Linked DNA regions of Homo sapiens: all the other regions are linked to region 2. The links are chromatin contacts, found by Hi-C or POLR2A ChIA-PET in ENCODE. All regions are on one chromosome and are shown on one strand. The core of a region is the stretch at or near the end of the contact, and the rest is flanking DNA. Distances in the headings are between cores, read along the strand shown. Region 1 holds the start of SUMO2 (small ubiquitin like modifier 2). Region 2 holds the start of UBALD2 (UBA like domain containing 2). Region 3 holds the start of ATP5PD (ATP synthase peripheral stalk subunit d).

Region 1 (3,249 bases), core at 147-2,646, 1.1 Mb before region 2:
CACTTTAAGTACAACTGCAAGAAACAAAACAATAAATCTACAGCCTGCCATTCAAAACTCATTACCGTTGTCATTAAAAAGTTACCAAACTCAGTTTAATAACCTAAATCCAATCTCCATTAAAGGAAACACACAAACAAAAAAAACAATCGAAGAATATCCCGATTCCCCCCGGAACAGCGGTAATACTCAGTCAGGACCACAGTTAACGTTCTCCTCTATTAGCAGCTTCATTTTTATTTTCGGTTAAGAGCACTTATTCTCCCCTCCCCCCCTTTGTTGTCATGGGTCAAATACACAGTTTTATCCTGATTTGTTTCTTGTAGATTTCGACCCAACCTAAAGTTGTCCAAAATCGAGTGCAGAAGCAATTCTGTAGCCCTAAAACGCTCCAGAAAGTAAAGGCGCGGGAGGCGGGGGGTGCCACCAAACTAAAAGCAGCAAGTCCCGTGTGCCCCGATGATGGGTGTCCCCAAGTCCTCCCGGGAAGTCTCCGGGTGCCTCAAAAGCCGCGTTCAAAAGTTAAGCCGCACAAAGTCTCTCTGCTCGTACCTGTGCCTCCAACTTCATGAAACCACATGGTGTTCGCGGATTAGGGGTTCGTTGGCACCCAGGGAAAAGCCGCTGCCCCTCCCCCTTCGGGCCCCTGAGGCTATTAAAGTGGGAAATACTCCACGGGAATCCCCCTACCCCCAGGCCCAGGACGGCGGCCCGCGGGCATCCAGGTTCCTGCCCGTCCGCAGCCCATTGATTCGCCCCGAACCCTCGCCCCGCCGCCGCGGCCCCAGGCAGGGGTCCCCAGATGCCCGCGGTTCCTACCCGAGAGGTGAAGCCCGAGCCCAGAGGACTCCTCGCCGCCTCGGAGACTGCAACACCCGACGCGGGGTCGACAGAAGGTGGAGACCCCGCGCGCCCTAACGCCCCTCCTCACGCGCGCCGGCCGGCTGGGCCAAGAATCCCCGTTCGGGGCTGGTGGGTCCGCGGGCGTCCGCTTTCTGCCCGCCCAACTCGCGCCCGGCGCGCACTCGGAGGCCGCCGGGGGCGGGAGAGAGCGGCGGGGCCTCCTTCGGCGCGGGAGGGAGGAAGAGAGGGAGGGAGGAAAATGGCGCGGAGCGCCCGGGCCTGAGCCGCGGCCGGCCCCGTGGGGGGCCCGGGAAAGCGCTGGGAGCCAGCGGCGGGCTCTGGCCGGACCCCGGCCCGCGCCATGACCCCCACCGCGCGGCGAGGCGAAGGGGCCGGCGGCGAGCTCACCTTGGGCTTTTCGTCGGCCATGGCGAGCGCCGGAGTCTCCTCAGCTGCCGCTTCACAAAAGAGGTACCAGGTCCGCACCAAACGAGCACACAAGCAGCACCAGGAGCGGCAGAAGAAGGAGGCGGCAGCGGTGGACGAGGGGAGAGGGTGCGCGCACGTCGTGCGCTCCCTCCCCCCACCCTGCGTGCGCGAGCACGAGTAGCCGAAGCCTCCCATTGGCTGGCGCCTCGCGGGAGCGCGCAACGCTTACATAACCACCCCCACCCCCCGTCCCACGCCACCGCGTCCTGGGCCAGGCGCCCGCCCGGCCGGCGGGAAGAGGCGCGGACACGCGCACCCGGCCCGCCGCGGGGGCGCGCCTGGCTCTGGGCGGGGCTGTATTGTCCTCCTTCGTGGTGGAGCATAATCAAAATGGCTTCCAGCTGGTCCTCGGTGGGAACGATGAGGCTCGAGGCTTTAGACGTAAGCCATAGGCCAGGGAAGGCAGACTTACTAGAGGAGGAAGGGGATTCCTAAATCAAAGCCCCAGCATGAGGTTCTGGAAAAATCTCTCTCATTCAGTGGACCAGCAGCCCTCCCATGGTTACTTCCTCTCAGTCAATCTCAACCTGCTTCCCACCGGACTCTTGCCTAAAATGCAGTGTCTTCTTCTTCTTCTTCTTCTTCTTTTTTTTGAGACGGAGTCTCGCTCAGTCGCCCAGGCTGGAGTGCAGTGGCACGATCTCGGCTCACAGCAACCTCTGCCTCCCGGGTTCAAGTGATTCTCCTGCCTCAGCCTCCCGAGTAGCTGAGACTACAGGTACCCGCCACAACGCCCGGCTAATTTTTCGTAGAGACGGGGTTTCACCGTGTTAGCCAGGATGGTCTCGATCTCCTGACCTCGTGATCCGCCCGCCTCGGCCTCCCAAAGTGCTGGGATTACAGGCGTGAGCCACCGCGCCCGGCCTACAGTGTCTTCTTCTGTCCTGCTGGTAACCCTAGACTTTGACTAGCTACGGGAAAATATTCATGTATTCATTCAACGAGATCCTTACTCATCGCCTGTCTTCCAAGAGGAAACAGTATCCATAAGCGAGAACTACCCAACAATCAAGCTTCCAGCCAATTTAATCCTTTCCTCGTTGCATCCAGTTAAAACATACACATGCGTCCCTCCTGTCTGAAGAACAATCCGATGTGTGTGCACTGGATTCCATCTCGCTTCTTCCCCCGGGGCTTTATTATTTCCTTTTGTCCCTGAATTTTCTTCCTCTCCTCCGTTAGTATAGAAAAAAAAAAAAAAGCTCCCAATTCTATGAAGTTACCATCCTATCTCTCTCCATTCTTGGCCAAACAGCTCGAAAAAATGTCCCCGCCAGCTGTCTCCAACCCCTCCCCTCCCACTCACTCCTCAACCCACTGCAATCTGGTGCTGTCCCCAAAGTTCCACTAAAACTGCTCTCCACAAGGTCACCGCAGACTTCTTTGCTGAATCCAGTATGCTTCTCAGTTTGTCACTCCTCTTGAACTTTGCAGGAGGTAGGTTTTCCTCTCATCTCTAGCCTGTCCTTTGTTCTCTCTGCAATTTTTTTTCTTACTCACTCCTTCCCTTAACTGTTCCTTAGGGTTTTCTTCAAGATCCTTTTATCACTCCATTCCCTCTCCGAGGATGATTTCACCGATTTTCATTACCATCTCTTTGCTAATGATCCTCAAATCCATTATTTCTAGTCCACGTCTTTCTTCTGAGTTTCCAGTTGATTTCTGAACATCTCCACTTGGATATCCCAGAGGCACCTCAGACCCAGCAACTCTCAACTAAAACTCCTCACTTTACCTTCCACATGGGTCCTTCTTCCTGACCTGTCACTCTTAAACTGAGTGACACACCACTACAACAGCTGCCCCAAGCTGGAAAGGCCAGCAACATTCCTGACTTCTTCTCCTTCACACACTCCTCATCCAATCAATCTTGGCCAAATCTTGTCTATTCCACCTTCTTACCAAATCTAATTTCTT
Region 2 (3,503 bases), core at 268-2,767:
TGGTGGCTCACACCTGTAATCCCTGTGCTTTGGGAGGCTGAGGCAGGAGGATCACTTTAGTCCAGGAGTTCAAGACCAGCCTGGGCAACAATAGTGAGATCTCATCTCTACCAAAAATTCAAAAATTAGTCAGGCATGGTGGTGTGTGCCTGTAGTCCCAGCTACTCGAGAGGCTGAGGCAAGAGGATCGCTCGAAGTTACAGTGAGCCATGATCATGTCACTCTAGCCCTATCTAACAACCACCACCACCAAATTTTGGACTTTAAAGGGCTACCACTGAGAAACAGTATCTCTGTAGAAACACTCACTGTTTGTTATTGTTTGTTTTTATTTGGTAGAGATGGAGTCTGTGCTATGTTGCCCAAGCTGGTGTTGAACTCCCGGCCTCAAGTTATCCTCCTGTCTCGGCCTCCCAAAGTGCTGGGATTATAGGTGTAAGCCATCCCAACCCCAGACTCCACCCCTACTGCCACCCGTTGTTTTTTTAAAAGATGGTAGAAATTAAAGCTTCATCTTAGCTTTCGTGACAAGCAAGAGAAAAAAAAAAAAAGAAAATTAAAGCTTCAGTTAGGTCAACCGATTTAACAAGAAAAAATTCTTGACTTGGCATTTTGGCCACTGAGAAAGTCTCACTTTTTTCCTTGCATATTTCCTTGCATATCGTATTTATTGTACATAAATCTTGGCTTCCATCTTCAGAGAGCAAAGTCTTTGGTCTAAAAACTGAGAAAATACTGCTCGATCCTTGCGGTGGGTAGTGATTAGAAGAGGGCAGGACGCGGGTTCCTAGGGTGCAAGTAACGTTCTGTTAATTGATCTGGGTGTTCACTTGGTGAAAAGTCTGGAAGCTGTACCTGCGACATCGCACTTTCCTAATGTACGTTATATTTCAATAAAAGATTTTTTTAAATTGGACTGCTTGAAAGTTATTTTTAAAAATTACATGCTTTTGAGACTTGAGCAGCTGCAAAGGCTCTGTTTTCTATTTTGATCATTCTGTTTCTCGAGATGACCACATCTTTCAGAGGAAATGAGTCAAAGCCACTCTGTCTTGCTTTTCCAGCTGAGCATGTTCTGTTTCAATGAAGTAATGAATGAACTTGGCCGCACCACCCCCAAGCCTACAACAGCAAACAGAGGGCCCTCGGCCAATCAGCAGGCACTCCGGGTTTTCAAGTTGAGTTCAAACAGGACCACCGGAGGCCAATCAGAGTGCGCGGCCCCGCCCCGAACGCCCGGCCGTGACCAACCACGAGGCCGGATGAGCCAAAACACAGCGGCCGGCCAATGCTGGGGAGCCCCACGGCGCCGAGCTCCGCCAATGGGCGCGGCCGGGCGAAAAGAGAAACAGTGAGGGCCCCACAGGCCGCAGGATTCGAATCGAACGTCCTTACGGGAGCCGGGCGCTGGCGGAGCGGCGCCCCGGCCAATCAGCGGCAGTCCCCGAACGTTGGGCCGGCCCAGCCCCGCCCCGCGCTGTTGTTTGTGGTGTCGGCCGGGCCGCGGGAGTCGAACCACAACATTCGCCGGGCGGGCGGCGGCGGAGCGGGCGGCGGAGCGGCGGCAGCAGCGGTGAGCGCGAGCCCCGGAGCCCCGGGCGGCCGGCCTCCCGCGCCCGCGCAGCCCCGCGTCTGCGTCCGGCCGGAGACGCCGGGCCCCGCGCCGCGCCGCGCCATGTCGGTGAACATGGACGAGCTGCGGCACCAGGTCATGATCAACCAGTTCGTGCTGGCCGCGGGCTGCGCGGCCGACCAGGCGAAGCAGTTGCTGCAGGCGGCCCACTGGCAGTTCGAGGTGCGAGCCTGGCCGCCGCGGGGCCGGGCCGCGGGGGTCGGGGACGCCGGGCGGCGGCGGGGGCGGGGAGCGCTCCTGTTGTCGGCCCGGAAGGCGATCGGCGCCCGCGAGCGGGTCTTACGCGGGACCGGGGCCGGGACCGGCTCCCCTCTGCACGTGGGGCAGCCGAGGGTCGGGGGCCGCGGGCCGGGCGCGGAGGCGGGGAGAGCCGGTGGGGGGCCCAGCCGCTGCGTTTCCTGACTCCGCCTGGCCCGCCGTGTCACTGCCCTGTTTGTCCGCAGACCGCGCTGAGCACGTTCTTCCAAGAAACCAACATTCCCAACAGCCACCACCACCACCAGATGGTAAGCGGCGGCGGGCAGGGGCGCGGGCCGGGGCCGCTGTCAGCGCGGCGGTGACAGCCATGTTGCCGGGGAGCGCCGCGCCGCGAATGTAAACAAAGAGCCAAAATGTCTTCCAGGAAAGAGCGGCTCCCGGGCCGGCGCTGGCGCCTCCAACTTTGAGGCCCGCCTCCCGGGCTGCTGCTGCTTGGCCTCGGGACTGGTGCCCGGCACTGGTCCCTGGGGGGAAGCGGCGCCAAAGTTGGGGGGAGGGGGAGAGGGCCGGGGGCCTGGCGAGGGGCTCAGGAGCTGGGGGACCCCAGAGCCAGGGGATGGGGAGGGGGAGAGGGTGATGCCCGGACGTCTGGGGCACTGGGAAGCCCGCGCGAAGGGCCCAGGGAGGGCGATGGGGGTGCTTGTGTTTATGGGGACCCCCTCGTGCTGTTGAGTGGTTTCCCCCCTCCCCCTCCACACACACACACACCCAGCGCTACAGGGAACAGGAAAGGCATGAATCCACCCTGGCTCAGGAAGCCGGGCTCTACCCACAAAGATCTGTTCAACCTTCCGAAGCCCAAGGGGACTGGGAAGTTGGAAGGACATACATCCCCCAAGCCAGGAGGACACACAGATTTTGACCCAAGATAAGGCCAGGAATGTGTCTTTAATCTCTGTGTTGAGCTCCACCAGCCCAGCACACAGAGAAGTGGTCCGGGGTCTGGATTTGCTTTCTTTTTCATTCTAGCCCAGGCCCAAGCTTTTGCCCTCCTGGCCATGGGGTACTCTGCTTTCTTGAGGCCCAGGACATCTCTCCTGTACCCTACCCCCCTAGTTACCTATTAGCCCTGCTGGGGGAGGAGGGGCAGGGCTCAGCGATAGGGATCTTAAAACATTGTTCCCCAGGAGAGCTGTTGTGGACTCTAGGTGCATTTTTGGGATTTTTAACACTTGGTGCCCTTGCCTTTGGCTCTCTGTTTTCATCTAGTCACAGAGGACAAGTAGAGGGGTCTGTCTTGACCTTGTTAGCTAGTTTTTCTCAGAATGGCTGATGCTGTATATAAATCAAGCCAAAATGGCATTTGAGTATGATGGGAGCATGGTGCTGGCCACAGGGCTCTTAGAAACCCAAGAGGGTTTCATCTCCAGGGGACACCGTCCCCTGCACTTGACCAGGAGAAATGGCCAGCACCCGCCTATGCTTGAGTCTCGAAGCTTCCTGCCATCTCCTGTCACCGGATCCTTGAGATTTCCTTCCACCAGCTGTGGCCATCCCAAAAAACTCAGAACTTCCAGATACTACAGCCATTCTGAGGGGCTGAGAACAGGGAGGCTCCCCAGGAAGAGCTGGTCTGGCATCCTGTTTAGTTCCTATTGCCCCTCCTCTGCAA
Region 3 (3,285 bases), core at 78-2,577, 1.2 Mb before region 2:
ACCGGCGGTCAGAGTTTAAGGTTCTCTCTTGTTCCCTGAACAATTGCTGTTATCCTGTTCTTTTTTCAGGGTGCCCACATTTCATATTGCTCAAACACACATGCTGTACAATTTTTGTAGTTAACACAATTATTACAGGGTCCTGGAACGATATACATCCTCAACTGACAGGATTAAGAGATTAAAGACAAGACAGGCATAGGAAATCAGAAGAGTATTGACTGGGGAAGTGATAAGTGTCCATGAAATCTCTACAATTTATGTTTAGAGATTGCAGTAAAGACAGGCATAAGAAATTACAAAAGTATTAATTTGGGGAACTAATAAATGTCCATAAAATCTTCACAATCCACGTTCTTCTGCCATGGTTTCAGCCGGTCTCTCTGTTTGGGGTCCCTGATTTCCCGCAACATCAGTGGAAAATGGAAGTCACAAATAACTTTGTGTGTGTGTGTGAGTGAGACGGAGTCTCGCACTGTCGCCTGGGCTGGAGTGTAGTGGCGTGGTCTCGGCTCACTGCAACCTCCGCCTCCCGGGTTCAAGCGATTCTCCTGCCTCAGCCTCCCGAGCAGCTGGGATTATAGGGGCCTTCCACCACGCCCAGCTAATTTTTTGTATTTTTAGTAGAGGCGGGGTTTCACTACGTTGGCCAGGCTGGTCTCGAACTCCTGACCTCGCGATTCGCCCGCCTTGGCCTCCTAAAATTCTGGGATTACAGGCGTGAGCCACCGCGCCCGGCGAAATTTTTTTTAATTCTTAAAAATCTATTGCTTAATCCCCAGCGCCTAGAACAGATCATGCGCATAGGAGGTGCTCAATGAATCTTTCTTGAATGAGTAACCGAACTCTGCACCCGAGGAGCCCTGAACGCTCTATACGTTCGAATCCTGGAAGCTGCCGAAGGGGAAGGGCGCAGCCCCGCAGCCAGCTGAGCGTCCCTCGGCAGGTTAACACTGTCTGCGTAATGTTTCCCCAGTCCCCCCACCAAACTATTGAAGTCTGCCGCGCTGGGAGCGGACTGCACGAGACACGGCTTGTGGCAGCGCCTACATCAGCGGCGCCTGGGACACAGCCGGGCCCCCCTGACCCCGCGCGCCAAGGAGGGCTGAGGAAGGGATCGCGGGGCGAGGAGCGGCAGCTACACAAGGGACACTCTGCCAGCGGGGCAAGCCGAGGGCCCAGCGTCCTTGACGGGGGCGTGACAAGGGTCGGCGTGAGGTTTGGAGAGGGCAGAGCAGAGGAGCCCTCCAGGGATCGGATCCAATGCCCCAAGCCCCACTCACCTTCACCGACCCTGGCTGCCCACGGTCCTCCGCAGCAAGTAACGGAAGTGGGTCACGGGAAGATCTTTCCTCAGCCAACCCCAAAGCCAAGGGGGTGGGCCTTGCTTCGCAGATCAGCCAATAGAGATGAGGGCTGGTTCCGGAAGTATCTTCCCGGGGGCGGGCACAGCGCCTCCCCCGCGCGGGTCCCCGGGCGCTGGTTGGGGGCGCTCCCGTCCCTCTCCCCTCTGCCCCACCCCCGCCGATGGGCCGGCCCGGCTCTCCCTGCCGAGAAATGGGCCGGCCCGGCTGCGCGCGGGCAGCAGCGGTGGCGGCGGCGGTCCAAGATGGCGGAACTGCAGCTGGACCCGGCGATGGCGGGGCTGGGAGGGGGCGGCGGGAGTGGGGTGGGCGACGGGGGTGGCCCAGTCCGCGGGCCCCCCAGCCCACGCCCGGCTGGCCCCACGCCCCGCGGGCACGGCCGCCCGGCTGCCGCCGTCGCGCAGCCGCTGGAGCCGGGTCCCGGACCACCCGAGCGGGCAGGGGGCGGCGGCGCGGCCCGCTGGGTCAGGCTGAACGTGGGAGGCACCTACTTCGTGACCACCAGACAGACCTTAGGCCGGGAGCCCAAGTCATTTCTCTGCCGCCTCTGCTGCCAGGAGGACCCGGAGCTGGACTCAGACAAGGTGTGCCCCGCCCTCGGGCGCGCCCCCGGGCCTTCGAACCCCCTGGTTTCTCGTAGATCGGTCCCCAGAGTCCTGAGACACGCTCCTCACAGGCAGCCCCCTCAGGCCGGGACCCCATCCTCCCCCTCCCTCCCACACTACTCGCAGGGGCCTCAGAGGGACCTCCCACTCCCCTTCTTCCATGCTGAGGCATACTCTGGCTTTCTCCCCGACCCCGCCCTTCGTTCTCTGAGACTCCTTCCCACACTGCGCCCACCTGCACCCACGAGAACGCACTCCACACCCCTTCTCCATATTCTCTGCCCCTGACATCCCACTGAGATCTGCATGAGTTTTCCCTGGCTCCTCTTCAGTCCCCCCACTGCCGGTGCCAGATGCATCCAGAACTGGGTCAGGGTTAGCTCAGGCATCCTTGTAGCTTTCTCAGACTCCCTCTCGGACCCCTCTGCCAAGTTGGGCTTCCACAGCTGCAGGAAGCGCTCCTTGTGATATCACACTGCTTTTCTATAGTCCTGGTCGCAGAACTTTTATCTGTTAACAGTCACTGGTTTAGGTCCATATTTAGATCAAATGCGTTTTTTGGAAAGAGGTTACTGTTTGCCGCTGCAAATCTAGGCTAAGACAGAAGGAAAATGAAAATTTTCCCGGGAAAATTTTGGGCAGGATGCATGGCTGCTAACCAAAGGGTTGAGAGGTGACAAGACACTTAAACCATTTCCAGTTTGAACTGTGTCAATTTCTTTTTAACTTTACGTATTCACCTTTAAGTTCTCAACTTAAAGGCACTGACCATAACTCACACCATCTTATATCCCATATAGCACTCAGCTGGTGACCTCAAAACAGAGCTGGAGTTGCGTAAACATTTGTTGTTTTCGTTTATTCCTCTTCTCTAAGAAATCTCAGATTGATGGAAACCTATCCTGCCCTAACTTTAAAGAGATTTCAAAACCCTTGCTTATAAAGGAATTATTTTTATCTACTCTATATCCTCCTTGTGGTAATAGAAGCCAGTTTCTTCTTGTTCCTTTTACTGTAAAGATGAGTAGGATTAAAGCTGCTCAGAGCCAAGTCCTGGCAGTACCGAGCTTCCTCTGGGCACAGAGCTGGGGTGTGTGAGATTACAGCTGGCAGTGCAAACTCCCACTGATGTTGGCCTTGAGCTCAGGAGCATTGCCAACTACACAGAGGTTTTCTTGGAATTAGGAATGCAGTTCAGAGGCAGTGGAAAAGTCAGAATGTCCATCTCAAGCAAAGATTTCAGTTACACAGCTACGGCATTTTCTCCCTTTCTTAATAACAAACACGCTACAGAAGAATGTTTGTCACTGTAATTA

What was found. Hi-C counts contacts between places; a loop is a spot of excess contacts on that map. ChIA-PET counts read pairs that join two places held with the same protein, here RNA polymerase II (POLR2A). Pooled maps may share reads with other maps.
Region 1: a map of B cell shows a loop between it and region 2 (17-fold over the local background). The contact joins the promoter of SUMO2 here to the promoter of UBALD2 in region 2. A Hi-C loop is called at or near these places in 1 of 168 maps with a recorded cell type or tissue (B cell), 1 of 37 single-sample maps with no recorded cell type and 6 of 50 pooled maps.
Region 3: a loop to region 2 is called in a pooled map, with 4 times the contacts of the local background. The contact joins the promoter of ATP5PD here to the promoter of UBALD2 in region 2. A Hi-C loop is called at or near these places in 1 of 168 maps with a recorded cell type or tissue (ascending aorta) and 4 of 50 pooled maps. POLR2A ChIA-PET finds 5 or more read pairs at or near these places in 1 of 52 experiments (activated naive CD4-positive, alpha-beta T cell).

Annotation. Positions count from the first base shown.
Region 1 is chr17:75,181,563-75,184,811 of GRCh38, forward strand. SUMO2 (small ubiquitin like modifier 2) reads right to left here and starts at 1,397. Exons shown (of 4, transcript NM_006937.4): 1 at 1,252-1,397. The coding sequence starts at 1,272. RefSeq lists an enhancer at 705-1,355 and silencers at 937-1,336, 1,467-1,696.
Region 2 is chr17:76,263,831-76,267,333 of GRCh38, forward strand. UBALD2 (UBA like domain containing 2) reads left to right here and starts at 1,518. Exons shown (of 3, transcript NM_182565.4): 1 at 1,518-1,795; 2 at 2,077-2,139. The coding sequence starts at 1,676. It overlaps LOC105371896 (a long non-coding RNA gene), which reads right to left and starts at 1,251. Exons shown (of 6, transcript XR_007065913.1): 1 at 1-1,251. RefSeq lists enhancers at 921-970, 2,231-2,330 and silencers at 1,321-1,620, 1,921-2,060.
Region 3 is chr17:75,045,642-75,048,926 of GRCh38, forward strand. It overlaps ATP5PD (ATP synthase peripheral stalk subunit d), which reads right to left and starts at 1,328. Exons shown (of 6, transcript NM_006356.3): 1 at 1,284-1,328. KCTD2 (potassium channel tetramerization domain containing 2) reads left to right here and starts at 1,584. Exons shown (of 6, transcript NM_015353.3): 1 at 1,584-1,948. The coding sequence starts at 1,610. RefSeq lists enhancers at 795-864, 803-1,388, 1,273-1,567 and a silencer at 1,265-1,694.